Linked DNA regions of Mus musculus: regions 1, 2, 3, 5 and 6 are each linked to region 4. Evidence: chromatin loops called from intact Hi-C (ENCODE). Cell type or tissue: heart. All regions are shown on one strand. Links, peaks and the distances in the headings refer to the core of each region. The heading gives the core; the rest is flanking DNA. Region 1 has its middle 52 kb from the start of Gm32769. Region 2 has its middle 14 kb from the start of Gm32769. Region 3 overlaps Cgnl1 (cingulin-like 1). Region 4 holds the start of Aldh1a2 (aldehyde dehydrogenase family 1, subfamily A2). Region 5 has its middle 38 kb from the start of Polr2m. Region 6 has its middle 24 kb from the start of Myzap.

Region 1 (5,211 bases), core at 736-4,735, 110 kb before region 4:
ATGTTGGGACTGGGTGAGGACTGTCTGGGGAGGAGGGGTCCCAGGACCAGTCAGTCACCATTCCCAGCCACACACTGGCTGCATCTCTGACAGCACCCCAACCCCTACCACCTCCTTGTCCAGATGACAACCCCTTTCATAGTTCCTCATAGCTTTATGTAGCCTTCATTACTTTTGTCTTTGTTTAGAAAATTTTCAGAGGAAAATGCCCTGTAAGAACTCAGAGTTTCCCTTTGACATAGCACGGGGGCAGCTAAAAAATGTCTGCCTTGGTCTCAAAGTTTTCTAATTAGTCCTCAGGAATAAGAGGACCACCCATTCTAGTTGGCAAATATGACTATCTCCCTCTTCTCTCTTCTTCCTTCCTTCCTTCCTTCCTTCCTTCCTTCCTTCCTTCCTTCCTTCCTCCCTTCTCTTCCTCCCTCCCTCACTCCCTTTCTTTCTCTGTTCTTTATCCTCCTTTCCTTTTAAATGTTATTTTAATGATTTACTGATTCTTGTAGCTATGTTTATAAAGCTGGAAGCTGTATCTGTTTGGTAGTAAAAGTGACTTTGTCATCCCAACAACTTGGAGAGGAACAATCACAGATTCATGGTATTTTATCTTAAAAACGTGTTGCTCTAGATCTGAAAGGACGTAATGTCATTTAGGCCTCTGAGAACCACACCGACCTTCTGGGTCTCAAGTCTTGCTTGAATAACTTGAGCTGCGAGAGTAGTAAGGAAGGATAAATATAATTTTCTCCTTCAGTAAGCCTGACGCATGCTGTGGCTGCTCCCCTCCTCCTTTCCTCTTCCTCCTCCTCTTCTTCCCCCTCCTCCTCTTCCTCACTTCAGTCATAAGAAAAGTCAGTTGAGGATATGAAGACAAGGTAGTGCAACTACCTAGTTATTGCTATATTCTTTTGACTCACCACTTAACCTTTGTGGGACTGTGTTTGCTCATAAATAAACACAAGCAGCTTGAACTAGATTACGTTTGTCAGAAGTAGAATCCTTTTCTCAAAGTCTTGCTCAGGGCCTTCTTGTGGGAGGCAGACAAACTGGGAGTTTATGGGTTTGAAGGGAGTTGGAATATTGCTTGTCCAACTCCAATCCAGGGCCCAGGCTGAAGAGCCTGGGAGGCAGAGTAGGGCTGATTTCCGATCTCTTCCAGTTCTGGTAGGTGAGACTATGAGGATCACAGACCTTGGCCCCTCTCTCTGATGCTTCCTCTCACCTTGTACCTTCTCTGCTCCCCATAGCTGAAGATAGGACCATCTGATTCAGATATGGCTCCATGATAGCCGGGCCAGCCCACCCGCTGCCAGCATACCTCATCCTCAGCCTTCATCCTCGGCTCCCCTAGCCCTACCCTGTTCCTGAGGCCCTGGCAGATGGGAAAATTGCCCGAGCCCTGGGAGAAGGCCGGTGGAGCTTGGGGAGCTGGTGACCTCACAGGGGAGGAGATCAGAAGAGGCTGAGCTCATCTGACCCAGGGCTGGACAGCTGTGAGAACAGAGGGAGGCCTGAGCCACTCCAGGCAGGGAAGGAGGAGGCGCTGGGGGGCTGTCTCCCAGCTCCAGGTGGTACCTGCTTTCCCTCACAGTCATTTTTATGTGGGCAGTTGGAGAGAGAGAGAGAGAGAGAGAGAGAGAGAGAGAGAGAGAGAGAGGTGGAATCCCAGCTCCTTTCCCTTCTAATTGATTTCCTGCTCTGTCTGTTTCTCCCACCTCTTCAGACTTTATAGGAATTTTGGGTTATTCAGCACACCCACCCTCCTTCCTGTCAGACTGGACTTCATTTCTCACATTCCACTCGGGGCCTTGGCTCCTAGAGCCAACTGCCCTGGTTAACCTAGGTAAGATATTAAACTTCGCCCGCCTGAGGGAATCACCCATCATCGGCCCCCGAGGCCTGGATCTCTCCCTGGTGAAACTGTGGTGATAACAGTTCTCATGGTATTTCCAATTAAAAATTCCTGACGTGCTTCCAGCCTCAGCCAGGCACAGAGGAGGGTGACGGTGAACAAATGGTGACAAGGAGAGAGAGAGAGAGAGAGAGAGAGAGAGAGAGAGAGAGAGAGAGAGAGAGAGAGAGAGAGAGAGAGGAGGCTGGAGAGAGGAGGGGCCAAGAGAAAGATGGGTGTGGCTAAACTGCCTAGGTAGGAAGGAGGGAAGGAGAGAGAAGCAAGACTTGTTTGTGCCAGCTAGGACAACTGAGTCAGCTGGCACTCTTTTGCTGTTCCTTAATGAGCTGAGCACGGTGTTTTGAATTACTCTTTATTAGCGTAGTTCTATTATACCTATCTATCTGTACCTGAGGTTCTCCAGGAGGAAGGAATTTCAGAGGCCTAACCCTTTAAGGAAGGGGAATTCTCCTTGTTTGTCGGCCCCACATCTACAGAGAATCATGCCCAGCAAGCTCTGACTGCAAGGCAGAGGTACTTGACAAATAGTTTTTGTTGAAAGCCCTGTATTCACCCAGAAGGCGTTCTACAGGAAGAGATGGGAATGAGAAAGAGAAGAAAGGGCAGTTATGTAACGTTCCCAAACACAACTGGAGAGAGCACACTACTCAGAAGAGGAAGTGAGAACCTGCCATTTCATAAGCAAAGGAGCACACCAGGAATCCCACAGGCACCCCACTTCCACACAAATCATGTGGCAGAGGGAGTCACTGGGATCTAGGTTGTCAGGGGGTCACTTCAGGAAAGTCACACAAAGGTTTCCCTGAAGCCTGGGGCCAGGAAGCTCTCTCAGTCAGATCCAGTCTCCCTCAGATCCTTCTCATCTCACCTCAGAGGCCAGAAGAGGGCGCATTGCAGTGTAAGCGGGTCTTAAGCCTCCGCCATGTCTCTCCCTCTCTAGTTCCCATTAAAGTTGGCAGTCAGGATTGACCATCACGGAGTCTGGAGCGTGGCTCAGTTCTAACAGTCAAGGGAAGGCACTGAGGCTGCAGGAGTCTAGTGGGGATACAGAGGACGTGGAAGCAGGGAGTGGAGGGTGGGTGGTGAAGGGTAGAATAATCAGGAATGGAAAGTAAGCTGCAGTGAGTGAGTGAGTGCAGAGAAACATAGTCTAAGTGAATGAGAATTAACCAGTAGAGGGCGCTGTGGTAGACTAACCAAAAGGTCTGATGCTAGAGGAGATGCAGCCCCAGTTGGGAAAGAACTTGAGAGACTGAACTGAAGGATTCAGTGAGAGGTATAAGGATTCTCTGGATTCTTTTCTTCCACGCTGGTGAGGCAGGGTGGTAGATAACACTAACTAGGCCCTGGTGTGGGAAGCTGATGACAGATTTTACTAAGCTCTTCTCATGTCTAGACCAGACCTCCCCGCATCACCTTGAGCTCGACCCTGTGGCACTAATCATTATCTGTGCAATTTTGTGTTTATTATTTGAATTTCCTGGAAAAGTATTAGTTCCATGAGGGTGGGACCGAGGCTGCCTTATTCTCCAGGAATCTGCAAGGCTTGCCTTGTTGGCATCCAACAACTGTTCATTGCGTCGATGAGTGACCATCTGCCTTGGCCCTGTCCTGCCCATGGGAAATCTCCATTTGGAACAGTCCCCAGTTTTGTAGCCTCCTCATATCCCAAACTGGATTCCTTACTAACTTCTCATGCTGGAGTTGAAAGACCCTGGGCTGGGAGTCAAAAGATTGGGCCTGAAGTCCCACTAGTTATGCGTTGTACTAGCAAAAGATTTATGGAGAAGTCAGAAATATGGTCCCGATGTGTTAAGTAACCTGAAAACCAGGCCTCGAGAACACAACCAGACAAGTGAGCCACAGTGCGTGTCAGGTGGAAGGCACTGGCACCAGGGTATCTGGTAATGGCTCAATTTGTATTCTTCATTTCATATGTGTTTTTAGATTTTTTGTGTGTACTGATGCACATGCACGTGAGGAATGTGTACATTTGGAGGCCAGAGGACAGCCTCAGCTGTCATTCCTCAGAGGTACTCAACCTTGTTTGTTTAAGACAGGGTCTTTAATTGGCCTGCAGCACACTAAGTATGTTAGGCTGACTGGCCAGTGAGCCCTGGGGATCCACCTGTCTCCACCTCCCTGGTGCTGGGATTACAGGCCCCGTCACCAAGCCCAGCTTTCTAGGGATCATACTCAAGTCTTCAAGCTTACAAGTCTTCAGTCTTACCAAACGAGCTATGCTCCAGCCCCTCATTTTCATTTTGTTTTCTTTATTTATTTTTTAAAAGATGTATTTATTTATTTTAAGTATATGGGTGGTTTTTTCCTTTTTTTTTTTTTTTCTGAGACAGGGTTTCTCTGTATAGCCTTGGCTGTCCTGGAACTCACTCTGTAGACCAGGCTGGCCTCAAACTCAGAAATCTGCCTGCCTCTGCCTCCCAAGTGCTAGGATTAAAGGCGTGCGCCACCACCGCCTGGCTTGTTTTATTTTTTAAATCATATGCTACAAGAGGAATCTCAGAGCAGACCCGGGATCTCCAAGGAATGACTAGTTTCTCCCTAAATATTGGTCTGCTTTGAATAGAAATTCTCTAGGGGAGTCTTTATAGGCACTTGGGTCTTAGTGTTCCCTGGGAAGGAGTCAAGAGTTAGAGGCCTTGGGTAGGGCTCAGACTTGTGGGCCTGGGAGGAAAAGTGCTAACTTCAGCCCAGGATCTCGTTCTCATCTCAACCTGTAGTGTGACCATAGACAACAAGACACTCAGCCCAGCCCAGGACATGCTTCTACGTGTCCTACATGGAGAAGTTCTTCTCTAGTCTAATTGCTGCCCCCAGGGTGATCTGAGAATAGCAATGTTGCTGCAGATACAGAAGAACAAAGCCGAGAAAGGCAGAGCTAGAGGCACCAGGCCATTGACCTGTTTAGGGACACTATGAGACACATGTTCAAGTCTCCAGATGTCTTTGCTGTTATGACTTAAAGGGCTAAAACTGAATCTGGTCCTGAACATTGATTGCATTGGGGCACTGGTCACCACTCAGCTTCTGAAGTAGGTTTGCCCTACCTACTTCTAAGACCACTGTGTTCTGACAGTAAGAGCAGTTCTTGAAGAACACAGAAGACAACTATGAACATCGTTGTTCAAGCATGTTTGTTTGTAGACAGCTTGCCATTTCAGCTGGGCTAGCTGAAGTGAGCTCTGGTATTACAAGTCTGTGTTAGCATGCATTGCCTTCTTTCTCTTTGTAAATTAAGGATTCCAGGGATCGAGCTCGGGTCCTCATGTGCCTCAATGAAC
Region 2 (5,211 bases), core at 654-4,653, 140 kb before region 4:
CCTCTGAGAGGGAGGTCGTCTTCTCTGGGGATCCTGATTTTATTCTCTGCTTCCTGAGATTCTCTTCATCTGCTCCAGAACACGCACAAAGGAAGGCTAGTCTCCACTGGCCCTACTCCAGGCATGACAGCATTCTTTTCTTTTGCAGTTCAGGGAAGCTAACTTGGACTTAGGAAAGCTACCACAGCTGGGCTGGGGTGTAGCTCAGTGGTAGAGCACTTGCCCGGCATGCACAAAGCCCAGGGTTTGATCCCTACCATCACAAACAAAACAAAACAAAACAAAATGCAAGTCATTATAGCTAATCCTGTGTGCCTGGCATAACACATCCTTAGATAAACAATTACAAGTTTGACTGGGTTTCAATAAAACACTTGGCTGAAAATACACTTAAGGCTTTACTTACGGGGATGCCATACTAATGGAGTTAGCTGTACACCTTCTATTTCATTTGTATGCCAAACATCTTTCTAGTGTCTTCGATGTCCTAACCTTTCTGTGTTAAGGTTCATTTAAAATAGTTGAGGTGTTGGCAAATGACAGCTAGGTACTTCCAGCCCCAAGGTTTGTGACAAGAGAAGGGTGTGTCCTGTGAGGCCACAGGAATGACAGACAGGGACTTTCTTTTTTAGATACCCAGTCTTAATTTGCAAGAAGCTTGAACTTCCATTCTGTGTGTCTGAAGGCTGTTACTGCTCTGAAAGAAGTCTTTGAAATGTTAATCAGATGCCTGTGGGTTCAGACTTTTTCTCCCTCTCTAGTGCCAGCTCCCAGAGCTGTTGTCATAGCCCCTCCTTCTTGCCAAATATGGACGCCATCCAAGTGACTTCACTGTTGATACCAAGTAGAAGTGGTCATTCCAGGGTGACCTGAAGCTTGGGTCCCTAGGACTTCTGACTCTTCTGTCCAAGAAACCTGGAGCACCTTCCCACCGGTTAGACAGTTGCTGACATTACTGGCAACCAGGAACTCTTGGTTTAGAAATCACCATCTTTCTCACACCTGGACAGGAACCTCTGTCTTCTGAGTCTACTTCAGTAAGCCAATTCTGTTAGCTTCTGTGATTCCGTTTCTTTGTCCACAAGGAGAGTGTTTTTGTTTGTTTGTTTTTCCACACCAGTCAATACCACCAGCTCCTCTTTTTCATTGACCATTAAATATTTCATAATTCATAAGGTTTCATCTGTAGCCATCTTTAATTTGGGGTAGGTGTGACTTTTCGTGCATGATACAGGCTTTGGGGAGAGCTACCCCCCCCCCAAAGGTTCCAGTTGTCTATGTAAGTCTTTAAGGAGAAATGTTGTTGTTTTACGGTTTTGATTATTTATTAACAGAAGTGCTGAGCAGTCGTAGGCTTACCTATTAGAGTGAGTGGTGACCTCGGTGGGACTCCAGTCACATGCTGCACCTGTGTGTTCACCAAGCTTTCCCTAATACCGACATCTTGAAAGTGTAGTTTAATGATTAAGCCAAGGGACTTTCTAGTTACTGGTTTATATTAAACTACCTAATAACCTACAGATCCTGTGTAAATATCACCAATTTTCTCACTAGCATTCCTTCTCAGAGTCTAGAATTCTGCACTCCAGTCAGATCTCCCAACCCTTGAAGCTCCTTCTAGGTGTGACAATTCCTCAGCCTCTCAAGTTGCTTTGAACAATACTTGTTATTCTTTTTACCACGCCTATCAAACTAAATTACTTTTGTGAGTCCTCAAGTTTAGGTCAAGGCTTTATCTGTTTGGTGCAATGCCATACACTCATGTGCTCTTAGTGAATTATATCTGGACATGTCTTATAACTGGTGATGTTAATTTTGTTCACATCATGAAGGCAGTATCTAAATTTTTTCCACCATAAAGGCACTATTTTCTCACATACAATTAACAAGTATCTTTTTTGTACATATATGTATTTGCATGTCAGTGTATGGGGGTGTAGTTGTGTGTGAGTGTGCACTTATAGTCTGTGGGTCCACCCATATGTAGGTATGTGTGTGCATGTGGAGGACAAGAGCCAATTGTGAATGTCTTTCTTCAAAAGCTGTCCATTTTGTTTTTGTTTGTTGGGCAGGGTCTCTTACTGGCCTGGAGGTCACCACGTTGATGAGCCTGGTTGACCAGCAGTTCCCTGGGCTCTGCCTGCCTCTGCCTTCTCCTACATTGTGTTGGGATTACAAGCTTGGTTCACACGCCTAGGTTTCTCCACACAGTGCCTAAGCTGGAGCTCAGGTCCTTATGCTTGCATGGTCCCCAGAGAAGCATCCTGTTAGGAGCTTACCTGGACCCTGTGCAACCATTCCCTTCTTGTCCCACTGATCGTAGAGCCTCGGATGGCTCTTCCAGCAATGAACAGTTAAAGCTGTTGCATGCCTAGCAGGGATTTCTGCTTCCTGTTTCCTTCGACTTCATTACTGGAATCATGTTGCAAGAAGAGCTGTTTTTCTTCCCTCTTTTATTACACCAGTTGGGTTCACAATTATTCATTTCATTTTTAATATTACTGCGTGTTTTACTCTTCAGATTATCCTATCTTTGGCTGTTGGGAGGTCCTTTGAGTCAGATCCAATGTTCTTTTAAAACATGTTTGAGGCACTTACATACTTCACAATTAGTTCACAGTGCTCAGGGCGCATCTTGTGTTTTCTCCCACCCAAATCCTGGGATCAACTACTTTTCCAAAGAAATTCTAGCTTTAGAAAAAATAAATAAAATCAATAATGATGTTAAAAACCAAGCTGTGGATATTGGCTGTGCTTTTCAATACCAGTGTGTTGGGTGCTATTAACTGTCGGCCTTCTAGGTGGATGGAATTAGGAACTATGTGTATACATTATATATACATTTATAATTATATAGCATCCATGAATATCTTTTAATTTAACTTCAATTAAGAAGAGATTCATAAAAAAGAAGAGATTCATATTCTTACTTTTTCTTTTTTCTCTTTTAATATTTTCAAATCAAGAACAGACCGAGGACCATCAGCTTATCTGTTATTCTGGGACTTTGGTATCTCCTTTAGTGACTGTTGGCATGAGAACCCCCAAGGCTCCATCCAGCACAATCAATACTCAGGAGAAAAGGGAATTGAAAAGGCTGTGCTCCCTCTAGTGGTCAAAAAGAGTACCTGATGATTCAGGATGTGGGGAGACCTTGAATGTATGAAGGAGTTAGCAGAGTAACCAGCAATTAATTAAGCAGATTAACCTATGGGGTAAAATAGATAAGCCGATTGAATTAGCATTCGACTCCCCTGTAGCATAAATGACCCCTCCAGGTCAACACTTGGCTGGGCCGTTTGCTACCTGCCATCGCACAGACAACATTTTACAAAATATATTCCTGTGCATCTTCTCTTTGGGTGTGCCTAACAAGCTCTGCAGGCAGACAGAGCCCTGTTTTATTGCTTACACTTCACAAACAAGAAGCCAGCCTCCAAAAGGTTAAATGGGTTGCCAAGTTAACGGGGCTTGTCTGGGATGGAGTTTGAGTCGAGTGTGTTTGGTGGAAGAGTGGGTCTGTTTGGTCATTGCTGACATCCTCCTGTTAAAGGATTTTAAAACACGTGAAACACTTCATTACGATGTGTGTGTGTCAGGGGAGTTGGGGGGGGGCAAACAAGTAAAAACCCAGAAAATCCCCACCCATAATTGTACGAGGAAAAAAAACCCAGCATCTACCTACATTTGGACTCTTGGAAATATTTTTAGCAGTTCATAAAAGTAAGAAAAAAGACAAGTGTGACTATCTGTGACGCCCTTTATCAGGTTAGCACCCAGTTAAACCAGGTCAGAGGAGCTTTATAAATACAAACTCCAGACTCTCAATGAACTTCTTACCACCAGGTGTGGCCTGAGATACACCAGTCTGGGAAGCTAGCCACCATAAACCCCCAGGGGCCTCAGAAGAGCCTATAACCACCTCATCCCCCTGTACCATCCCTGGGCTTTTTAGAGACCTTTTTTCCCCCTTTGGCTGAACAGAGATCTCTCACCACTGATCACTCCTAACTAAAAGGAGATACAGCCTCTCATCATCATTTACCCAGGTTTGAAGCTACAAAAGAGGCTGATCGATAGGTTCATCATTCCACAACCATCCGAGAGACCAGCAAAGGTTTCAGGAGTGCTATGCAACCAACAAGACTTACATCTCTGAAAGCTTCTGTCTCTCAAGCTCATTTCAGGGGTGACTGTGGGAAGTCATAAAGCCATACCATTCGTTTAAAGTGAGACTTAATCTAACCTCTCCTGGGACTTCCTCTATTTGAGAACACTGATTCAGCATTCTGAAAGGACTGGGAGGTGCCAATTTCAAGTTACAATGCAAGGATGAAAGTCCCCTCTTTGCTCATGGGGGCTAACAGGGACTCCACAGAGGCTGCATCGCTTGGACTCAGAGTTGGTGATTTTTCTGGAAACTCATTAGAACTGTTTCCCTCTTTGGTATGCTATGAAATGTGGTTGCTAAATCAGATTTGGAAAATCAAAATGGATAAAATATGCCACGAGATACAGTTTCCGATTCTATTTGGGGAATTGAACAAGAAATAATAATAACGATAGAGCAACCCGTGAAAACACACATATCATTTACTCCTCAAGGTGGAGGCTGTAAAGGGCACTTGAAGGCTCTGTAAGATTCTTGCCAAGGTTGTTTCCTCATGTCCGCAGCTAGCCAGTGAGGAGACAAAGAGCAGGCTCTCAAGTCAACATCTGGTTGTGTCTAGGCGGGCGTAGCAAAGCTTTTCTCCCACATGCAGGTGTGACATGTGTTGTCTGGACACCACATGGCCGAGTTCAAAGATGAGAAGGGGATGGGTGTGTCCTCTGTAATGGTCCACTTCATCCGTGGGCACAGTCCCCAGAGTGACACATGGGATGGAGGCAACACACTTCCCCATCAATTCTATACAACAGGAAACATAATGGAAAACCCTGCCTGCCTGCCTGCCTGCCTGCCTGCCTGCCTGCCTGTCTTGGATGCCTGGGGAACACAGCAGAAGACAGCCTTTAGACATAACTATCTGAGGTCTGCCAACCAGGTCATGGAGATGCTGTCTTTTGTGATTAAACCATCCAAAAGCCCACAAGAATGGGTGAGAAAAGCCACCCAGAAGACTAATGTCCTTTTCAATATGGCTTGTCAGCAAAAGGAGCCATGAGCCTGGATCACCCTTCTCAGCTGGCTTGTCCCCATCCGTCAACACC
Region 3 (5,211 bases), core at 571-4,570, 410 kb before region 4:
CCCTGCCCTCCTGTAACCATCCAGGAGAGTGTGATGCAGCCTGAACCTCTCTATACTCAGCCTCGGAGAACCTCTGTCCTCTTGGGAATGTGATGGCCTGCGATTGGTTGGCTGGTTCCCCAGAACACACAGGAATTCTTTAGCTCCTAGAATCTTCTCATGTCATCATTCGATATTTGTACTCAGCCTAGAAATGTCTCAGCCTGCTCATCCCAGAGATTCAGGTGACAAAAATCAAGACCCCGAGGAAGGGTGTTTGTTTTGTGGTTTGACAAAAATTAGCCAGCCCTTATTCCAGTCAGTTCCTTCTGGTAGCCATGGGGCTAACTATATGAAGGAAGATAGCTCGTGGAAGGGAGAGCAGAGGCCACCACTGGAAACACTTGTAGAGTCCCTCACCCCACCACACACACACACACCAGAGGAGGCTAAACGAGATGAGGGCATGTCTCCTGTGCTGTAATGGAGTGGGCAGCGAGCCGGTGTGTGCAGTATAGTCAGTGAGTGACGCGACACTGGAATGAGGTTTAGAACGAGGTTTGTAAGTCCCAGCCTCATCTCTTCCCTGTGATCCTGACAGGTGCATCCTGGGACAAGGTGGCGATTAGGACTCCAGGTCCTTCTCAGCTCGAATCTGTTGAGCATCCCTTGGTCTTCTTATATATACATGTTTTTCTGTTTATTCCTTTAAGAACTAATCCTGCTCAAGAGCGTTTTCTTTAGCTAGCTTAAAAATATCTCCTGTAAAAACATACATGTTGCCAAGTGCAATGTTGAGAAGACAATCACTGTATGGCTTTTATAAATTTGTTTTTCCTGCTCTGGAGTGTCATTCCACCATGACAGTTGGAATATTCTGGTGGGTCTTTTAGTAGGGATTGGTTACTATGCGTTGTCATGGGGAAGAGACATTTTTTATCACAGCTACCTCCATGGGAATGACTTCATGGATAAAGCAAGGTTTCCTTTCAATAAACTGTCACTTGACAGGAATCCTGGCTCTTGTATTATTTTCTATCTTTTGATTTCTGTCCAGTTTGGATGCTGTGTTACTGTGCAAGCATGAGGACCCATTCAATCCCCAGAACCCACACCCAAGAGGCAAGTGTAGTGGCGCACTCCTGTAATTCCTGGGGAGGTGGAGACGGGGATTTGGGGAGCTTGGTGGCCCGCCAGTTATGTGGAATTAGTGAGGTCCAAGCAAAAAGAAAGCGCCAATGTATATGCTGGGAGCTACAGGGGTTGCCCAGGGCCACTCTGAGAGACTATGGGGTGGTGAGCAGTGAATGCTGATGAAATGTTAGCCATGGCCTTGATGTGCTGAGTCCCAGCTGGTTCATTCCAAAATCACAAAGGGAAGTTACTCCAGCTTGACAACTGAGAATCAGATCCCTGTTTCCTAAGGTTGGCTGCCTCCTCTGCAAGCACAGTTGTGTGCTCTGTCGCTCTCCTAACAGGCTCCCTACAGTCGCCATTTCCCATGGAGCTGGGGCCACTTCTCCCTAGACCACCGTGTCCCCTCTGTTCTCCACTTCAGGGAGCTGATCTCCACACCCCAGCTTCCAAAGATGACTGGTTTGACCTGAGTGCATGTGGAATCTGGGCATTTCTCTTGGGTGCAGCAATCTTGGGTGTGCTCCCTGGGACTTGGGGAGCCCATATGTTGGTAGCCATGGCTCTCCAGATCCCTCAGAGTCCTTCCTGAATTTTCTACCACTGCTTGCGTTAAGTCACATCTGGTCCCATTTCCTGTCCCCTCCATGTATGTAAGCATGCCGCCCCCCCCCCCGCCCCCCCAGCAAACTACCAGACTGATGTAGGTCTCTTCTCAGGATCCCCTGGCTGGGAGTAATATTCTGTGTGGCTCCTGGTCCTGAGCTGTCGGGAGGAACAGGCTCAGGAAGCCCAGAGTGAAGGGAGGAAAAAAAAAAGCCAAAACAACAAAACCCCAAACCCAAGTCCTCCCCAGGACTTGCCTTCCCATCACATTCTTGACATTCCACCCTTGACCTCATGGATAATACTCATAATCCTGACTCTTACACAACTCATTAGAATTTGCCCTTCTAATTAAAACAAAACAAAAACCCAGCTAAAAGCAAGTTCTTTTTAGGGGCTTAAGAGTTCCCAATCCAGAAATGTCTGGCCTTCCAGAAGAGTCAACACACCTGGCCCTTGTTCTCGGACCTGTTAAACACTAACTTTTCTGTTTGTTGACCCAAGACTTGGCCTAAGTCTCCATAAAGCAACAGTAATGAGAGGAGAGGCGGGACACAAATGTGTGTTCTGGGTTTATAAAGATGAATATGTTCTGAAAGTCATTCGGCACACCAGCTACTGTATGCAAGGAGGGTACAAGGGTCCCACAGGCAGACTCTTGTCAGCTAGGTCTCACCATAGAGGGTCAACAAACCTGCCAGAATGCCCAGGGTTTTCCTGAATAAACACAGCCCTTTCAGGAGAACGGTACAGACAAGGCAGGAACCTTGGCACGTTGTACATTTTGCTTCTGGGTGCCCTTGGAGGAAGCAGCTAGTGCACCTATAGAACCCGCCAGCAGGGGGCAGGCGACAGCGTTAAGCAGTCTGGGGACCCTGGCAGCTTATAATGAAATGAAAATTTGTGAAGAGCAGGGTGGCGTGGGTTTATACCTTTAATCCCAGCACTCTGGGAGCCGGAGAGCACTCTGGGGGCTGGTTAAGAGCACTGGCTGCTCTTCCAGAGGTCCTGAGTTCAAATCCCAACAACCACATGGTGGCTCATGACCATCTGTAATGAAATCAGATGCCCTCTTCTGGGGTGTCTGAAGACAGCTACAGTGCACTTACATATAATAAGTAAATAAATCTTTTTAAAAAAATAATCCCAACACTCTGGAGGCAGAGACAGGCTGATCAAGGCAAACCTGGTCTACAGAGTGAGTTCCAGGACAGCCAGGGCAACACAGAGAACAACAAACAAAAACAACAACAATAACAACAACAACAAGAGTGGTGGAGCTAGGAGTTAGACATAAAGCTGTTTGTTGTGGTGATGTCATGTTGGTTGTCTGTTTCTCCTTCTGCTTCAGCCCTCCATTCTCTAGTCTGTGTGCTGTGCAGGGACCAGTGTATCCCTGGCTTACTTGCCATGCTCCACACATGGTGTGCAGACTCACAACCACCTTGGAGTGTGTCCTGGTGGGCGAGTGTGGTGACCTAGACAGAGGCACACATAACCTTGCCAGAGGCACAGGGCAGGATATGGACACTTAGGACTAAATCCGGGTCAGGCTCTGGAATACACTCTCTGCTCATCCCACCAAAGTCACACGCCCAAGAAGACCCAGGCCATTCATGTCATTCCTGAGCTGGGCTCCCACTGCCTTCCAATCCACCTGCATTCCACCCCTGTACCTGTAGGTTCTCACTTCTGCTGCCTGCCTGCTTCCACTTAGTAGAGCCACTAGGGGTCGACAGAGATCACAGTGAACTTCTGTACACACACACTCCCCACCACCCTTTCCTTTAGCTTCTTCTAACTGGTGATCCAAGAAGTTGGCAGCTGTGATCTTCAGAACTCTGTCCCACTGGGATATTCCCTGCTGAAGCCCTAATCCTGACTTCTCTGAGTCTGAACCAGGTAGCAGGGCCACTCTGGGCGGTCACTGGGCCCTATATTGTCTCACTGATGGCATTTAGGCAACATCAGCAAGTCCCCAAGGATGGGTGGTTCTTGCAGAATTTACTCACTCCCTCTGCCTCAAAGAATGCTTTGTGGTGAAAAACCTAACAGTGTTGTCACCAGAGTAACTGTCATCAGACAGTGAGCAGATTGTGACAGCCTGAAATTCACAACTGCACTTGCAAATTGAAGCCAGCACACAGACAGTCCTCACAGATCACAGAGTCAAGTGAGCTCACAGTGAAACCTTTCCCTGCAGGGAGTGGGCTGCAGAGTCTCTGCTAAGCTGGGGGAGTAGTCCTGGGAGAGGGGAGGGTGGCAGCCTGGCTCTCTGGATGGACTCACAAGGATCGACCTGTGTCCAGGCTAGCTGAATGCTGCAGGGCATAGAGAACACATGAGGACTTTGGTGTGGCTGTGGCAGCTCATCTTGGGAGACGTTGCCTCTGAGCCCAGCCTTTCCCAGGGGAAGTGAGACTCCACCCGTGGACAGGATTCTGACCTCAGTGTGGCCTCAGTGTAGCATGCTGTGGACTAGGAAGTAAGCATTGTGTGCACAATCTGGGGAGGTGACAGGTGACCCTCTCCCATGATTCACAAAGCAGGAGGCACCACCTCAGAACTGCACAGTCTGATCAACTTTGCCTGATAGTATTTTGAGGTAGTGAGAATAATGTAAAAAAAAAATTTTTTTTTTCCCAGTCAGGGTCTCATGCAGCCGAGGATGGCCTTGAACTCCTGATCCTCCTGCCTCCAGCTCCCAGGTGCTAGGATTATAGATATGTGACACCATGTCCAGTCATTCTATGACATTTGATCGAAGCCAAGATCTCATGTATGGTAGGCTGACATGGTAGGCAAGTGCTCTACCCGTGAGCCACATGACCTGGGGGATAATTCTTTATTTATAAACTCCTCTCTTAACTGCAAAGATTGCAGTTAGACAAAGCCTAAATTCCCTTTCAAGTGCCTGGGAACAAGTACAGAGAGATTTGCCCAAGGTCATCAGCAAGCACACAGTGAAATCATACTGGTCCATTGTTCTTGCCAGCCTAGCAGGGCCTTGCACCGGGTAGGCCTTGCACCAGGCAGGCCTTGCACCAGCAGGGCCTCTGTTCTTGGCGTTGCTCTTCCCTAGTAGGTGCTGCTGATTTTCCTAGGCACAGAGGCTGGGTGGTTTGCTGAGACCTCTAGCCCCTGGCCTCTCAATGGAAGTCTGTATCTGGAGCCTAAGACCTTTGAGTGTAAGGCAGACAGCCTGCCCTCCTCCTCTCTGCAGATCCCCTTCCTGTCACCTGCATGCCACCAGCCCTTCTTACTGATTGTGTCCTGTGTGGCTTGTCTAGGTCAGGCTTGCTTCCTAGAAATGGGCTTGGAGAGCAGGAGAAACTTGAAGCCTTCTTTGATACAAGAATAGAGTACACCCCATAACTCCTGACTTATACATGGATAGCTGGCTAAACATCATTCACTTCTTGAAATTGGGTTGTAGAGGAAATAAATCAACCCCTCTGTGGCCTCCTAGACTTCATAACATCCCCTTAGCTT
Region 4 (5,211 bases), core at 556-4,555:
TTCTGTTAAAATAAAATGAACTAGAACGGGTTGTTCGCAGTTCCTGTCTTAGAAAGTGTAGAAGTCTAACTAAAGAGCTGAGCACAGAAGCTGCTGGGAGCGTTCACAGATACCTGATTTTACAAGTTTTTGTGAAAGAGCTCGCCTGTAATGTGTGTTACTCCACCATTTATGAGGGTTGTTTGTCAAGACAAAATATAAGGCGCCTCCTCCCCACAAATTAAAGAATCAAGTTACAATCCATTATTTCATTTCTGATTGTTTTTCTTGGTAATAAGTGGGAAAGTGGATACTGGATAAAAGTCTTCATGGAGCTAAAAAGACTCCGACATTAAAGGCTCCAATTAGCTATAAATCAGTTGTCTTTCCTACTGGGGTAGAACAAGAGAGAGAAGAGAGGGGGTGGCTAGAGAAAAGGAGAATTGGAGGAGCTTCCAAATGAAATTCTGAAAAAAGATATCTACTGCAGACTTTCAGGGGCTGTTAAGATAATCTGATCAAAAGTAAGTGTAAAACAAACCCCCGGAATCACGTGTGGATCTTGCCTTTTAAGATCTCTAAAGCGCATCTGAAGAGGTTAGGGACCCTCATAAAACAAAACTTTTATGTGCAGGCTTCCCTGGCTTGTTCCTAAACCCGGAGATGTGCCACACACTGGCACTATTGTTATGCAAACAATGCCTAGAGGGCTATAACCATTAACGACCTCTCATTAAAATGGCTTTCAAAAATTTGTCACACCATCTAAAAGCTAACAGGTACATTAAATCCACATTCAAAAATACGAATCCTACAAATCCTTATTCTGAAACTCAATGCAACAAAAATTCAGAAACGATGTTTTTGCATTTCTCTTTCAACCGTAACAGTTGTCACATGCGAACAACTTAACTTCTCTGCTTTTCGCGTATAGTGTAATGCCCGCGATGGAACACTTATCAGCTGTATCGTGTGCGCGCGCTGCAGTTAACTGGCGAGAGTTTGCGGTAGGAATGAAAATCAAATTAAAAAAAAAAATTCTAAAATGAACTCTCAAGAAGTGTGGCTTTAAAGGCTACAGTCGCCTTTTTGCTATAACATTCAATCCCTTTGTGTATGTATTTCACAAATTTCCCCCGTGGATTTTTTTTCCCTGAGAACGGTGGAGTGGTAGGGGATCAAGTCACATGGGGCAGCAGGCGTGTATTGCTTTTTAATGCAGTTTAACAACAATAATTCGTGCTTGACAAACTAAGATGTCAGAATTCGTTAGGAAAAAAATCATTAGGCTTATCAGTGCAAAAGTGAGCTCGCTAATTTATGTGACTTGAGTTATTTTCCCTTTTTCTAAAATGTCCATTGCCTACAAAATCCCGAGGAAATCCTGGCATAGACCTACTGCGTCTCGGCCAGGTCCCCGCGAAGTCTGTGGGACTCCGGTCCTGACAACCCTTCAGCGACTCCGCTCTGAGGGAAGATAAGCCCGCGCGGCCGCGCACCTCCGGACCCGAGGGACCGCGGGGCGACACCGGACCGCAATGCCACCCTGGCGGTGAACCCCACTCTGCTCTGAGACCGAGGGACAGGGAGAACTGCACCCCGGTGGGCTCTGAGGAAACCCAGGGGAACACCCTCCTCAAGCCAGAGCCCGGACTGCTCTGAGGAGACCTGGGGGACCCCAGAGCCAAACTCCATTTGCTCTGATAAAACTTGGGGGCTCGCACAACCGGACTCCGGTCTGCCCTGAGCTCTAAGGGACCCCAGAACTAAGCCTCGTTCTGCCCTAGGGACATCTAGGACCGGACCCTAGCCGGCTCTAAAGAGTCATAGGGGACTCCAGAACCAGACCCAGGTCTGCTCTGGGAAATCCCACCTCCCCAGGCAGTCCCGAGGTCGTCACCACCGTCCGCCGCCGCTGGCGATCCCCGCGCTGCCTTCTGTTTGGGACCGGTTCTCCCAAGACGCTCCCTAAACCGGGGCGGGACTTGAGAAGCCCGCATCGCGGTCCCCGCGGAGGCGCGGAGATGACAGGCGACCTCCGGGCCCCCGGCCTCTGAAGGGATCCAGAGGATGCTTCCAGAAAGCGTCCGCCGGACGGCTTTACCTTGGTGTACTTGATCTCGAGGTTGGGCGTGGGCGACGGCAGGAGCTGCAGCGAGGCCATGAGCGCGGCGGGGTCGGCCTTCACCTCGCCCGGCATGGCGATCTCGCTGGAAGTCATGGGCGGCCACGGGTGGGTGTGCGCGGGGCGCTGCGCGGCCGGGGCGCGCTCGCTGTATATAGGCAGGTGTCAAGCGGGGGGCGCTTCTTATTGGACGTGCGGCCCACAGGCGCGGGGGGCCGGCCCAGGAGGACATTTGCATACGGCCGCGCGCGGCGCCCGCACGGTCAAGTCCGCGGCCCACGCTCCCGCGGGCGCGCCCGGGGGGGCCTCGACGGCCGGAGCGCAGCCTCGGCGGGACCGCGCTGGCCGATGGCAGCCCCGCGAGCCTTAGCGCTGGTCGGCCGGGAGGAGAGGCGCCCGAGCCGCGGCCCCGCCGAGCCCCGCGCCCTTCCTAACACTCGCTCTTCTCCTCCCCCGGGGTCCCGAGCAGCCCGAAAGAGCTTTCGCTCAGCCTTCCGCGTGGCGCGAGGGGCGCGTGGCCGCTGGGTGGGGTGATAGATGCTCCCCACACTCCCAAGGAGAACCTTCTGGAACCGCCGACGCCGCGCTGGCCCCCACCAGGCTTCTCAGCCCAACTGCTGCCCTCTGCCGGCCCCGCGGCCTAGTTGTGCCTGAGGCCGTGGGCTTCATCTGCCTTGGGTTGCCTGGATATTCCAGGTCTTGATGGTCTCCTTCCAGCCCTTTCCTTTCCTCTTCCCATCCACACCGGGAAACACTTGGGATTTTCTGTTGCTCTTCCTGTCAGAATCTCCGGGTTGAGCTTCCATCTCCATCCCTTCTCGTCTTACAAGCAGCCTTATAGTTGAGTAAAGATGGGCGCTGATCAGGAATCAGTAGCCTAGACAGTTCACTCCAGATAGCGTGGGAGAATCATTGGACCAATATCACGAGCCCATATAGATAGCTCTTTATAGGGCTTTCTGCCTCTATCCCCATGAAAATCCCACAGCCTTATCCAACCTGACTCTTCCTGTTTTTCTATGGAAGACTCTCAACTCCCAAGCAACTGCTTCGCTCTTGCTCAATCATTTCTTTGCATGTTGTTCACTACAAAACACTTACTTTAGATGTGTTCATTAACTAAAATTCCGTAAATGATTGGTGCTTAGATTCTGTGCAGACAGAATGCTGTTGTCTTAATTGAATTTGTGAGACAAGTTCCAGGCTCCGAGAACTCTTTATAGGGTATCTGCCTAAAGTGACCGAGCAAGCACTACGTCGTCGTCCTAGAGCAACAATACAGCCTAATTTAGGCAGTTGAAAAATTCCTATTCACAGGGAACGTTTATGGCCAAAGAGTGTGTCTTAATAACCGAATATACTCCTAAGAATCGCCTTTATTTAAGCTGTAGAAGACTGAGAAAGAATAAGAAGAATGGTGGGGAGGTAGCTCTGTAGGTAGAGTGCTTGCCTAGAACGCTGGGTTTAGTTGCCAGCACCACCTTGAACTGGGGTAGAGATGCATGCCTGTAATTCCCAGCATCCCACTGGATGGAGGCAAGAGGATTAGAAGTTCAAGTTCATCCTCTCTTACAGGAGAGAAGGAGCGAGGGAGGAAGAGAGGGGGGAAGGGGAAGGGGGTACAGAGGAGGAACGGAGGGAGGGACAGAGGAAGGGAGGGAAGAGGGAGGGAGGGAAGGAAGGAAGGAGGGAGGGAGGGAAGGAGGGAAGGAGAGAGAGGGAAGGAGTCTGTTGGGGAGGAGGATGATCTCAGGGTTTGGTGAAGGAAGAGCAAACACCCCAGCAAAAAAAATAGTTTTTGGTGCTGTTCTTTGTTTTGGTTTATTGTCGAAGTTGTTGTTTGAGGTGTTTTGTTGTTGTTCATTTGTTTTGTTCAAAGGTGTTTTCCCCATCTTCCAAGCAGGGCACCATGCTGGAGGTCACTTTAAGACAAGATGAAGAGCCTTGCTCCTGGGTAAGCTCACCACCTTTCCTGTAGATCTATAGATAACTGTCTGTAAGAGGGACAGCTCTCAAAAGTGGAGCAAAGACAAGACCTTGGTGCTCCACCTAAGTGGGAGGCCGGGTATCTAGGGAAGCTGACCTTTTGCCCTGCTTGTGGCTAGGGAAGTGAAACTTCACTGGTAGAGGTGGGAGCACTGCTGCCTCCGCAGAGGCTGCTGCAGCAGCAGCAGCTGAACAGAACTGTTTGGGAATGTTTCAGGGAGCATCGGCTGCAGCTGGAAGAGCAGCAAACGAGGCTGGTAAGTCAGTTAACTCCAGGTTGTGGGAACCTTAATGCTTCTGGGGAACTTAATGATGGAAGTACCGAAAAGCCATTAGAAGTCTTTGAGGAAGAAAGAAAAGGGGGAATCTTGTGGGCCGGATGGCTGAAAATGGTCTGGAAGGAGTGTCTGAAAGCATAAGCCAGAATTTGCACTTTTGACCCAACTCTTCCATTTCTTATTTGCTACCTGCAATTGGAAAGGCCAGTCAGTATGTGGATCACAGGATTTATCAACGCTTGATGCAGATAAACTGAGTTCTATCTTGGAAGGTAAGGGAGTGTGTCTTGACTTAGCATCTCTGGTCATCTCCTAGGTCGTGCTCAATGACAGCTGGTTTGAATTGTTCCCTCATGGCCCCTTTCCCTTAACACTTTGTAATTAGACAGTGAAGTGATCAACACAGGACCAGAGTCTTCTATTTCCCATCTGCCTTCCTCGGGTCCAAAAACAACATGAGGCACTAAATTAAAGCATTCCTATTGGCTGATATGAGCGAAAGTACTGTAGCTGTCTACTCCCACCAGTAGACGAAACTTCCTTACCTTCTCTGGGTACAGAGCACATTTTCTCTGTAAGTTCTGTTACTTGTCCCATCTTTTACTATGCATGTTTACATTGAAGCATTTGCACAAATGCTTTCCTTCCTGTATTTAGACTGGAAACCCCTCCAAATCTTTTTTTTCTTTTTAGATTTTTTTTTATTATTTATTATATGTAAGTACACTGTAGCTGTCTTCAGACACTCCAGAAGAGGGAGTCAGATCTCGTTACGGATGGTTGTGAGCCACCATGTGGTTGCTGGGATTTGAACTCAGGACCTTCGGAAGAGCAGTCGGGTGT
Region 5 (5,211 bases), core at 739-4,738, 230 kb before region 4:
TTTGACTCTGTTTCGTGGGAACGCTGCATGCATTTAACCCAGGGGACCTCCAGGCAAGGTTGTTGCTTGCTTCAATTCTCTGCAACCAATGTCTGCTGCCCGCCATGTCAGGAACCTTGACAGGGAAAAGAACGGATATCAGGTTCACCCCCTCCACTCTGAGACTAAAGAAACTGAGACTCTATGGGTAGAGTGCCTACCTACTTCCTAGGGATCATCAAGTTTTCCTGGTTCTGAGTGGATTTAAAAATGAAGCTCAAGGCTGAGGAGATGGTTTGTCACAGGAGCAAGTGACTTTGAGTTGGAGCTCTAGAATCCACACAAAGCATGCTGTGGCAGTATGTGCACATAATCCCAGCACCAGGGGGCAGGAGGATCACTAGGGATTTTGGGCCTGGCAGTCTAGCCAAATTTGTGAACTCCAGGTTCAGTGAGAGACCCTGCTTCAAAACAGTAACATGAAGAGTCACACCCAACACCAATTTCTGTCTCCACACAGATGCACACAGATGCACACAGATGCACACAGATGCACACACACACACACACACACACACACACACACACACACACACGTATTTCCTTAGAATGCCCATTCTTAAAGAGGGTGGTCCATATTGCTATCTGAAGGGAGGCTATTCCATTAGGCTGGGCCTAATTCCAAAGGGTCACATTGAGTGCCTGGCCAATGAAGGTCCTATCTCAAAGTAGACCTAAGGAATGACAGCTGAAGTTGTTCTCTAGCCTTTGCATGCATGCAAATGCATATACATGGACACTTAACGAACACACACAAACATATATGTGCGTACATGTTGTAATATAGACTTACTAAACAGTTTAAAGGAGCCAAAATGGGCATGTTAGGAGCTCAGGGGTTAGACCTGTGCTGGGTTCTGCATTCTAAGTCCCCAGATCTGCACCCTGCTCACCCTTCCTCCACACACCTGTGTCACTCCAGGAGAGTGCTGTCTGCTTTTAAATTAAGCCTTGTCAAAGTCTCCTTGGAACTAAACTCAAATCAAGATGCTTTGTTCTTAAGTTCACTGAAGAAGAAAATTAAATTGAGGTGTACACAAGTGAAATGTGTCAGCCAGTCTCATAAAGGAGGCTAAGATTAGAAGCTGCAAGAGGAGAAAATTCCCAGAGCATTTCCAGACATGGGTTGGTGGTACCTCCAAGGAGAAAAAAGATCTTTTACTCCCAAGAATGAACAATCATCTGGCAACTACTTCAAAGGTTCATGACATTTCGGGGTGCTCTCGGAGGTGCAAGGCACTGGCCCTGCTTGTTTCGACTCTGTGTATGGACAGGAGGCCCTCTGAGATGTGTGGCTGGGATGGAGGATGTGTAAAGCAGGCTGCACACCATTCTCCATGATGAAGAACTGAAATGGAGCGCTGTGGGGAAGCATGGAAAACAGCCCAAAGGACAAAGCTGAGAAGGCTGCATCAGGGCTGATGAAATAGGTGGCCCAGGTCCAGGGTAGAAGGACATGATTTGCACTGTAATGTCTTTTTTTCTCTTTTGAAATGTATACCATGTACCTGTATCATCAAGAAATTATCTAAAACCAACCACACACCAAGTCCACTATTTATTCTGTGTAGTCTTTTGGAACTCAGCTAAATCTCTCTCTCTCTCTCTCTCTCTCTCTCTCTCTCTCTCTCTCTGTGTGTGTGTGTGTGTGTGTGTGTGTGTGTGTCTGGCCTTTTCTTTCCTCTTTTCTTCTCTTCTCTTCTCTTCTCTTCTCTTCTCTTCTCTTCTCTTCTCTTCTCTTCTCTTCTCTTCTCTTCTCTTCTCTTCTCTTCTCCTCCCCTCCCCTCCCCTCCCCTCCCCTCTCCTTTCCTTTCCTTTCTTCTTTTTTCTCTCTTCTTCTTATTCTATCTTTCTGACAGGGTCTCATGTAGCCCCGGCCAGCTTCCAACTCTGTATATAGTTGAGGACGACCTCTAACTCTTGGCTCTTGTGTTTCCACCTTCTGAGTGCTAGGATTACAGATAAGCAGTAGCACGCCGGGTTTATGCGGTACTGGGGATGGGACTCAGGGCTAAGTGAGTACCAGGCAAACACTCTGTCAAAAGAAGTACATCATCACCAGCCCTGGAACACAACTTTCTGGAATAAAGCAAAAGCTAATGGCTTACAGAAGCGAACATTCTCTGTTCTAGACCTCATTGGTCAACAGATGCACCTTATACTAGGATTCAAAACCAAACCAAACAAGTAAAATCCCTTACTCGTCTATCCCAACTTCCCTTTTATTTAAGTTAACCTTTGGGAAGACCCAAGTCCTTCCCAAATGAATTCAGAAGAAGGCCCACAGCATGCTAGACCTCGAAAAACAGTTTTCAATTTAGGTTGATGGCTTCTAAGGTCTATAAACACGCTGTAAATGTGGAAGGGAGTCAGGCTCCACCAATCGGGGTCCATCGGCAGAGAGAAGCTTGCTTATAGAGAAGTGTGCTCAGACAGAGCCTGCACAGGAGACCAGGATCGAAATGTGTGTCTAAATGATAAAATTGATGAATGTAACTTTTTAAAACTGTCACAGGGAGAAGGGATTGAGGGTGAAGGAAAATTGACCTCTGTAATCTTTCAATATTCCACATATAATTTGCCAAAGGACTTGGGTCTTCCCAAAGGTTAGCAATGCATAGGCTACCATTTTTAGTGACATTTATTTATCTCTGTCATTAAATAAATAACAACTTAGAAGAGATGATTTTACCCCACAGTTTAAATTCCTTAGCAATTGTCTCATTTTCTTCTGTAGATCCCTAAGGAACTCCTGGAAAGCGGAGCCAGTGCATTTCCTAGGTTCGTCAGATGGGGGCGAACTTGGTTTGTATCTACTGGCATTGCTCTCTTGGGAACAGTAAATAGGAAAAGGGCCCTGGAGCACAGAACCCAGCTGGCCCTTCCCCTCTCATTCTTGTTCAGCCCCTTATTGCTTCAGACAAGCCAGAGGACACTTGTGGCTTATAGTTTTCTCACCTGTACAATGGGGTTTCTGATGCTGAGTGGGAAGAGCTATTGTGATATAGCTTACCGGCCTGTAATCAGCACCCATAAAAACTTTTGCCCCATTTCTGGAGAACTCTGTGGCTGGCTATCACCGGTCCTATGTTTGCTGCAGCCTTTAGTTTGATCCAGGCTGCCACGGTGAGTCTTCCGCACCAGCCTCAGCTCCATGAAAGTGGAAACGCTCGCTGAAGCATCCATCCAGTGCCCACCGAGGGTCTTCATTCCCTATCAGACCTCTTTCTCAGAGAGCCTAGAGCTTTCTTTACTGTTTCACTATCTCTCAGTAGACATCAGTAGTCAAGCTGGACCATGGAGAGAACAGAGAAGTTTAAAAACAACTTTCCTATTTAAAAAAAAAAAAGTAAAATGCATTTGCTCTTTGCAATTCTCTTGCAAATCTCAGGATTAAAATAGCAAGTTCTACCTGGAGATTCTTGAGAAAGTTGCCAAGGTGTGCCCGTCTGCATTTAAAGACTGACCTCTTATTGTCTGTAAATGAAAACATCATCCCAGAGTCTCTGGGGATTAAGGCAGCCTTTTTAGAATTTTCTGCAAGTTTATCTCTCATTTACCCTCCAGGCAAGAGTGAAATAATAGAAGATGTCCAATATTTTGCTTCTTCCTGTAAAAGTAAATCAAAACCGTGGGAATGCTTCCTCCTAATTTAATATACTGCTGTCTCCTCAAATCTATCTCCGATTGTATTCAATTAACCCTCTGATTGCTACCACAGACAGCCATGATGAGGTCAAAGAATAAGGGAGAATTTTCTTGTTAGAATAACTGCTGGCGTGAGTCCGGAGCCCAGTAATGGTGTAACATGGCCATCTATCCAGAGCTGGAGCACCGCAGTTCCTATGTCAGGTGACTCTCTCTCCTGCCCTTGTCCTGGCTGCCTGCAGGCTAGCATAGCTTTGCTGAGATGTGGGGTATCACTGATTACACACTCTTTTGTCACCAATAACATATACTTTTACTGTAATTTGGGCTTTACATTTGTCACGTTTCTTGTCCTCCAGTTCCCCATGGAGATCAGTGTACAACGTTTTCCTGACATCCCTTGAACAATGGTTTTGGCTAGAGGGAAATGTGACAAGGGCTATTGGTAGTTGTCTGTGATTCTTGGGATATTGTCCTTAGCACGGACAAAGAACTGAATGCTGGGAAAGACAGAAGACCAAGAGAGAAAGAGAAAGCAATGGCTCTGCCACTCAGAAGGGGACAGGCCTGAAGGTTTGAGTCCCTAAACAGAAGATGGCTTGGTGTTTTATAGAGCTGCCGGGTGCCCCATCTGCCCTATTGATACAGTTTACAAGCCAGATCTGTGCCTTCCAGCCGTTTTTCCTTCCCATGTCTGCCCAGAACAAGAAGCTACCATCTCAGAGAAACTGCTTCCATTTTCCAGATCTACCTATGCCCCCCTAACAGTTTCAGGGATATAGATGGTTTCCAGGCTTGCAGGATGCATAGCCAATTTGCTGAACATGTTTATTCACCACTGGGTCTCTGTCAGTCCTATGCAAAGAGAAAGAGAATGCGAGGGACCATCCATTCCAGATTGCCCTGGACTGTCTCAGCTTTAAGTAGTGAAAATCCCATGTCTTGGGGCACTTTTTTTCCCCCTTTTGAGGCAAACTAATACGCTTTGCCACTTCCAGATGCGAGTCCCTGAAGATCTTAGTCATTGAAATAGGTATTCTAATAGCTTTTTAAAACCGAATTCACCGCAAAACCTTCATGCTGAGCCAAGCAAACGAAGAACCAGTGCCACAAGCCATACTGGCATGTGAACGATCGTCCATGAAATTCAGAGCACAGCTCTGAGGACTCAGAACAATCAGGACTGCTCATTCTGGCTCCAGTTCTGTTCATTAGTACCTATGCTGCATTGAGTCCAATGTGCCTTGATGACCAAGTTCTTCCATGTGCCCTTAAAAGTTAGCCCTCTTGTCTTCTCTCAGTCCTAGAGCTGGTAAGGATGCTTCTCCAGGGGGTCCTGTCTAGCAAAGAGGAGAGCCTGAATTCCTCAGAGACCCCATGGGCTCACAGTGTTCTGTCTTTTTCTACAGCAGTCAGAAGTAAGAAGATTTCTTGGGGCAAGGCCGTGGTGCCGGTGGGACTCTGAGCAATTCATGGAGCCCAGGGGTTGGGGTGGGCAGGGATGGGGTCAGGGAGGACTGGAGT
Region 6 (5,211 bases), core at 724-4,723, 400 kb before region 4:
TGGGTAGAGGCAGGAGAATCAGGTGTTCAAGGTCTTTTGGGTACGTAGTGAATTCCAGGACAGCCTGGGATACACGAGACCCTGTCTTAAAACCATCACCAGCAACAAAAAGGAATTGAGAAGATTTCACAAGGAAGAAAGTGCAGGTCCTGGGCCTGGGGGTCCTGGGGATGACACCTCCCTTTGGAGACTCGCAGAGCTTGCCGTGAGAGTCCCACCTGCCCTGGAACCAAAAGAACTGTAACTAGGCCCCAGGACTCATGTGCCAGTGAGGTGGCCCCGAAGTAAGTTTGCTCATGAAGGTTTTCTTTTCCAGTGACTGTAACACCAGCAACACAAAAGGAGCACTTCTAAGAGGGGTGAGGAGGTTTGCAAGAGGCCCAGTCCTGCAAAGGCCAAATCCCCATATGTGAACCCAAGACACTAGGTGAACTGTCTTTTCTACTTACCTCCCCCTCTTTTGACAACCAGCTTCAGGTCTCCTGTTTCGTTTTGGGAGCTCTGGATCTCTTGCTCACCCGCCGAGTCTTAGGTTACTAGGACCAAAAAATCAACTCAGGAGGAAGAGGAAGTCAGGGCAGAAACTCAAATGGGGCAGGAACCTGGAGGTAGGAGCTGATGCAGAGCCCATGGGAGTGCCAATTACTGGGCTGCTTGGCTTGGCTTGTTCAGCCTGCTTTTTTATAGAACCCAGGACCACCTCCCCACATTAATCACTAATTAAGAAAGCACCCTACAGGCTTGCCTACAGCCTGATCTTATGAAGACCATTTCTTAATTCAACTCCCCTCCTCTCAGATGTCTCTAGTTTGCATCAAGTTGACATGAACTACCTAGCACAGTCTCTCGGTAGTTTTAAGTCCCCCTCTGGTCCGGACTCTCACATGAGACTTGGGATTTCTCTACCCAAACAGTCCACGGTGGGTGGGTTGAAACCAGAGAAACTCCAGCCAGAAAAAGCACTGAGGGCGGGACCCAAGGGGGTGAGTGGCTGGGATAAGAGCTATTTCACAGTGTTGGCCTCATCTTCCTGGGATGACCACAGGTTTGAACCAAAGCCGTGTAGACCGTGAGAGACAGCATCTGTAGCTATTAAGTATCAGTGGCGACTGTGGCCCTCACGTTTTCTGCAGGCTACAGGGTTCCTTGTGGGGTCCTTAGGAAGCAGAAGGCAGTGGAAGGCTTTTTCCAGTTACCTGTAGAGTCTTGGTGTAACACATACAGTAGCCAGCAGGGGGAGCTGATGGCCTCTTCTGGCCCACCGGTGTGAAAATGGCCCTACCCATCAGTGGCAGAGTCCCAAGAAGACCACACCAAGGTTTCTTTTGCCAGGGTCACTTCGTGCTCCTCTGTTCGCTTCTGTTCTAATGATTCTGATCCCGGAGTTTGCCATGAACCCCAATTTTGATAGTTCCTTTAAAGAGAATGTTCTGTGTGCTTGCTTTGCACCAGCCAATGCTGGGACAAAGAGGGCTCAGACAATGAGCTTTGGTGGGTCAAAAAAGCCCACTAAGAACTCATTATTAAGTAAAAATTAAGTTTTGATTCACAGAAAAACGAAGTGTGAGGTTCAAAATGTAAATGACCATATCTGCCACAGCAATCAATAGGAGAAGGCTTCCTGGGTGGTGTCTGAGGGGACCTGGAAATAGGTGAAGTCTTGGAGCCTTTTATTTTGTAGTAATCACCTTCCCAGTGAACGCATCTTTAGAAATGCGAAAACAGGGGTGATATTTGGACCTCAACTGAGTTAGAGCCCAGGATAAATGGAGACTGACTGAAGATGCAGTTGGAAAAGATTTGGAGCCGTGTTGTGTGTGTGTACAGCGTGTAGGTGGTATGCGTGCCTACAGAGAGGCCAGAGGTGCACATATGTGCGGCAGTGCCTAGCTTTTTATGTGGGCTCTTGGGATCAGAGCTCGGTCCTTCTGCTTCTCCTCCAAGGGCTTCACAGAGCCATCTCCCCGGCTCCTGGCACCATAATTTTTGAGGAGCTTAAATACCATTTCCAGGCTTCATCTTCCCTGAGAAGGAGATTGAAAAAAAATTTAACACAACTGGAGAGTTTTAGTTCTTTTTATATTTTTAATGTTTAAAAATCACATTGATTGATTGATTGATTGATTGACTGATTGATTGATTGATTGATTGCATATGTGTAGTTGCATGTGCCAGCTTCCTTATGTGGAGGTCCAGGACACCTTGCAGCAGTGAGTTCTCTCCTTCCCCTATTTGGGTCCTGGGGATTGAACTTGGGTAATGAAGCTTGTCAGAAAGCCCCTTTGACTGCTCCGAAAACTTGAATGTGCTTCAGAATAACCTTGAGGATTTAAGACCGGCTGTTGTTGGTCCCAGGCCCCATTGTTAAGAGCCTCCAGATTAAATTTCCCATCTGGTCTTTGTCAATACAGCCACTGGGTGGCAGCAGAGAGCACAGCAGTTACCCCAGGGTGAACACCGCAGAAACAGAAAGACTTAAAGTTGTTTCTGCTTTAGGTCTTTCATATCAATCATGGCCAATCAACCACAACATTAGGCTTCCCAGAATCCAAGGGGCAGTGTGGATGGAAGCTACTGGGGGGTTGACTCTTGTGCTTTCTGTAGATATCTTCTTTCACTTCCAATCCAAACGCCCTCTATCAGGTCCCTAGAACTTTCTATAAGCCCCGCCGGTAGGAAGAGGGCAGATCTGATAGCTTCTAAGGTCACACAGAAAGGTCACGGATGTAAAACTGACAGGACACTCTACTCCTGATAGATTGGGACAAATTTGGAAGTGATGGGCAAATTTCCTTAGTAACAGAAAGCTGAATCCAGGTGAGGGTGGGTTCTTCTTCCATGTAGGAAGCAGCTAGGGACAGATAGGAACAGCCTAGCCCTATTTCCTTAAATAAGGAAAGGGGAAATAACTGGCTTTAGCGGCTTGGGAAGGCAGCGATGGTCTTGGATTGGGGGAGGGGTTTGTTAGTTGACTATAGTTGCTGGCAGCTATTTTACACTCACACATTGTTTACTACTAGGTATTTTGGGATAAACAAAGCCTTATGTGGGCAATGGGGTGGGGGTTCAACAGCCCTGGGTACTGATGCGGTGAGGGGAGTTAGAGTCTGGAGAGGGAACCATAAGGTCCAAGAAAGACAGGCTAGTCCAGGGTCATGGAGACTGTTTGCTGGCAACCATGTCTCAGCAGAGGCCAGCTCTCACAAGGCCATAGTACTACAGATAGCCAGGTGTCATCCTGAGTAAGACAGTTTCCTGTCTTGTTTACCAAGCACCTGTCACACCCATTCTGTCACCCAGGACTCCTCCCTGCCCCAGGGCCATCCTGGGAAGGTGTGGAAGTCTGTCCTCCTATCCAAGTGTCTGGTGGATAGTCAATGCTGAGTAGAGTCATGGTCCAAGCTTTGAGGCCCAGGTCAGTCCTCTCCCTCTGCTTCCTTGGGCCTAGATGACTTGTGGTTTCACTCCGAGCCCTTTGAAAAGTTCCCAGTGTATTTCAGAAGTGGTAATTGCTATTGCATGTGAGTGTACCCTATCTTCCGGGCTGGCGACAGTCATCAGGGTTTCTCCCTCCCTCACATAGACTCGTTATTGAAAGAGACTGCTGGATGAGGTGACGTGTGCCTATAGCCTCAGTCCTCAGGAGGCTGAAGCAGATGATTATGAGTTCAAGGCCAGCCTGAGCTATGTAATAAGAGCTTATCTCAAAAGCAGTGAGATTGGAGGGAGAAAGAGAAGGGGAGGAGAGAAGAAGGAAGAGGGGGAGGCAGAAAGGAAAGAAGCAGGGTGGAGCAAGAGAGTAGAGAGGAGGAGGAAAGAGAGGAAAGAGGGAAGGAGGGAGAAAATTTAAAAACATTTTTAAGATTTTTTTTGTTGTTGTTGGTAGTTTGCTGGTATATATTCATAGGCACAATGTGCATGCAATACCAACAATGACCAGAAGAGGGCGCTGTGTCCCTGGACCTGGAGTTACTGATGCTTGTGAGCTGCCTTGTGGCTACTTAGAAATGAATCCCATGAGTTCGAGGCCAGCCTGGTCTACAGAGTGAGTTCCAGGACAGCCAGGGCTACACAGAGAAACCTTGTCTTGAACCCCCACCCCCCACCCCCACAAAACAAAACAAAAACCAAAAACTGAATCCCAGATCCTCTGCAGGAACAAGTGCTCTTAACCACTGATTTCCTTTTAATTAATTCACAAGATGATTTGCTTGTAGAGCTGAGGGTGGAGGTGGGTCTGGAGCTGACTGAGTGCCGTGTATCCTCATCTCTTCATTTTTATAATCTTAAAAATGGAGACAAGGTATTGGTAACTTGCCTGGTTTAGCCTTCAACTTGCTGTGTATAGCTAGGTAGGTCTCAAACTTGTGATCCTCCTGTCTCCGGCTTTCAATTAGCTATGATTAGGGGCATGTGTTACTACTATACTGGACCAGTTATATAAATTTAACATCTAGAACGTCATAATTGGTATTTGAACTTAATTCTGGTCTAAAGTCAAACCTTTCTCTTATTTAAGTTTTTGCTTTTTAAATAGCCAAGAGCTAGTTATTTAATTTTAGCAAAAAAATGGTTGATTAGTGCACTGTGAGAGTGCAGTGGGTGTGTAGTAATTAGAACACAGTGCACTTCAGTGTTTTCCTTAGACTTGGATTAAATAGCAATCTACAAACACCATAAGCGCCTGGCTCTAGATATAATTTCCCTGAGTTGGGAGGAGATCCTGAAAACAAGGAGGGCTTTAAGAAACATTGGTTTCCCCTTAGATCCATTTTTCTAAGTCTCCAAAGTGTTGGTTTTGATTCCCGAACATCCTGTCCCTCTGAAGGATGCCTCTGCCCTGTGCCCAGATGCGAGACCAGGTTGGTGTACAGAGATTTGAATCTCCGATTCCCTCGAGTCTGGGAGCAGGATGCTGGGCTGCTCGTGCCTCATGATGATCTTCATTGCTAACTTGACTGTGTTCTCCAGTCACCCTGGAAGCATACTTTTGTGCACGTCTGTGATAGCGCTTGCAGCTAGGTTTGACTGAGTTGCAAGACACATCTTAAAGGCACGAGGCAGCATTCCATGGGTGCAGAGCCAGACTGAACAGAAAGGAGACACAGCTGAGCACCATCATCTATCTCTCTACTTTCTGACACTGGACATACCTGACTAGCCAGCTCCGACTCCTGCCTGGATCCCCTCAAACTGTCAGCCAGAAGAAAC

The links. Hi-C counts contacts between places; a loop is a spot of excess contacts. Peaks named below come from ENCODE experiments on the same cell type or tissue, not always from the same donor. Only the 100,000 strongest peaks of a DNase experiment are listed, where the experiment ranks them.
Region 1: a loop joins it to region 4, with 2.0 times the contacts of the local background. A loop is called at or near these places in 17 of 42 quality-filtered maps.
Region 2: a loop joins it to region 4, with 2.8 times the contacts of the local background. A loop is called at or near these places in 10 of 42 quality-filtered maps.
Region 3: a loop joins it to region 4, with 7 times the contacts of the local background. A loop is called at or near these places in 19 of 42 quality-filtered maps.
Region 5: it touches region 4 in a loop (6-fold over the local background); 25 of 42 quality-filtered maps call a loop at or near these places.
Region 6: a loop joins it to region 4, with 6 times the contacts of the local background. A loop is called at or near these places in 19 of 42 quality-filtered maps.

Annotation. Positions count from the first base shown.
Region 1 is chr9:71,318,310-71,323,520 of GRCm38, reverse strand. No RefSeq gene overlaps it. Among named protein-coding and RNA genes, the nearest start is that of Gm32769, 52 kb to the left of the region's middle. In heart, for the core only: a CTCF peak has its summit at 3,073 (motif pointing right); DNase peaks (open chromatin) are centred at 1,460, 2,800 and 3,550; H3K27ac peaks cover 681 bases; H3K27me3 peaks cover 235 bases.
Region 2 is chr9:71,357,057-71,362,267 of GRCm38, reverse strand. No RefSeq gene overlaps it. Among named protein-coding and RNA genes, the nearest start is that of Gm32769, 14 kb to the left of the region's middle. In heart, for the core only: a CTCF peak has its summit at 3,115 (motif pointing left); no DNase peak of the experiment used is centred there.
Region 3 is chr9:71,622,289-71,627,499 of GRCm38, reverse strand. Cgnl1 (cingulin-like 1) reads left to right here. Exons shown (of 19, transcript NM_026599.5): 19 at 1-993. Among named protein-coding and RNA genes, the nearest start is that of Myzap, 33 kb to the right of the region's middle. In heart, for the core only: CTCF peaks have their summits at 2,558 (motif pointing right) and 3,430 (motif pointing right); no DNase peak of the experiment used is centred there; H3K27ac peaks cover 1,290 bases.
Region 4 is chr9:71,212,836-71,218,046 of GRCm38, reverse strand. Aldh1a2 (aldehyde dehydrogenase family 1, subfamily A2) reads right to left here and starts at 2,258. Exons shown (of 14, transcript NM_009022.4): 1 at 2,084-2,258. The coding sequence starts at 2,200. It overlaps Gm3458 (predicted gene 3458), which reads left to right and starts at 2,661. Exons shown (of 4, transcript NR_110518.1): 1 at 2,661-2,800; 2 at 4,008-4,058; 3 at 4,308-4,347. In heart, for the core only: a CTCF peak has its summit at 2,736 (motif pointing left); DNase peaks (open chromatin) are centred at 1,526, 2,086 and 2,676; H3K4me3 peaks cover 2,308 bases; H3K27ac peaks cover 1,247 bases; H3K27me3 peaks cover 3,208 bases.
Region 5 is chr9:71,445,422-71,450,632 of GRCm38, reverse strand. No RefSeq gene overlaps it. Among named protein-coding and RNA genes, the nearest start is that of Polr2m, 38 kb to the left of the region's middle. In heart, for the core only: a CTCF peak has its summit at 2,824; a DNase peak (open chromatin) is centred at 2,842; H3K27me3 peaks cover 823 bases.
Region 6 is chr9:71,613,588-71,618,798 of GRCm38, reverse strand. No RefSeq gene overlaps it. Among named protein-coding and RNA genes, the nearest start is that of Myzap, 24 kb to the right of the region's middle. In heart, for the core only: CTCF peaks have their summits at 1,228 (motif pointing right), 2,417 (motif pointing right) and 3,936 (motif pointing right); a DNase peak (open chromatin) is centred at 2,418.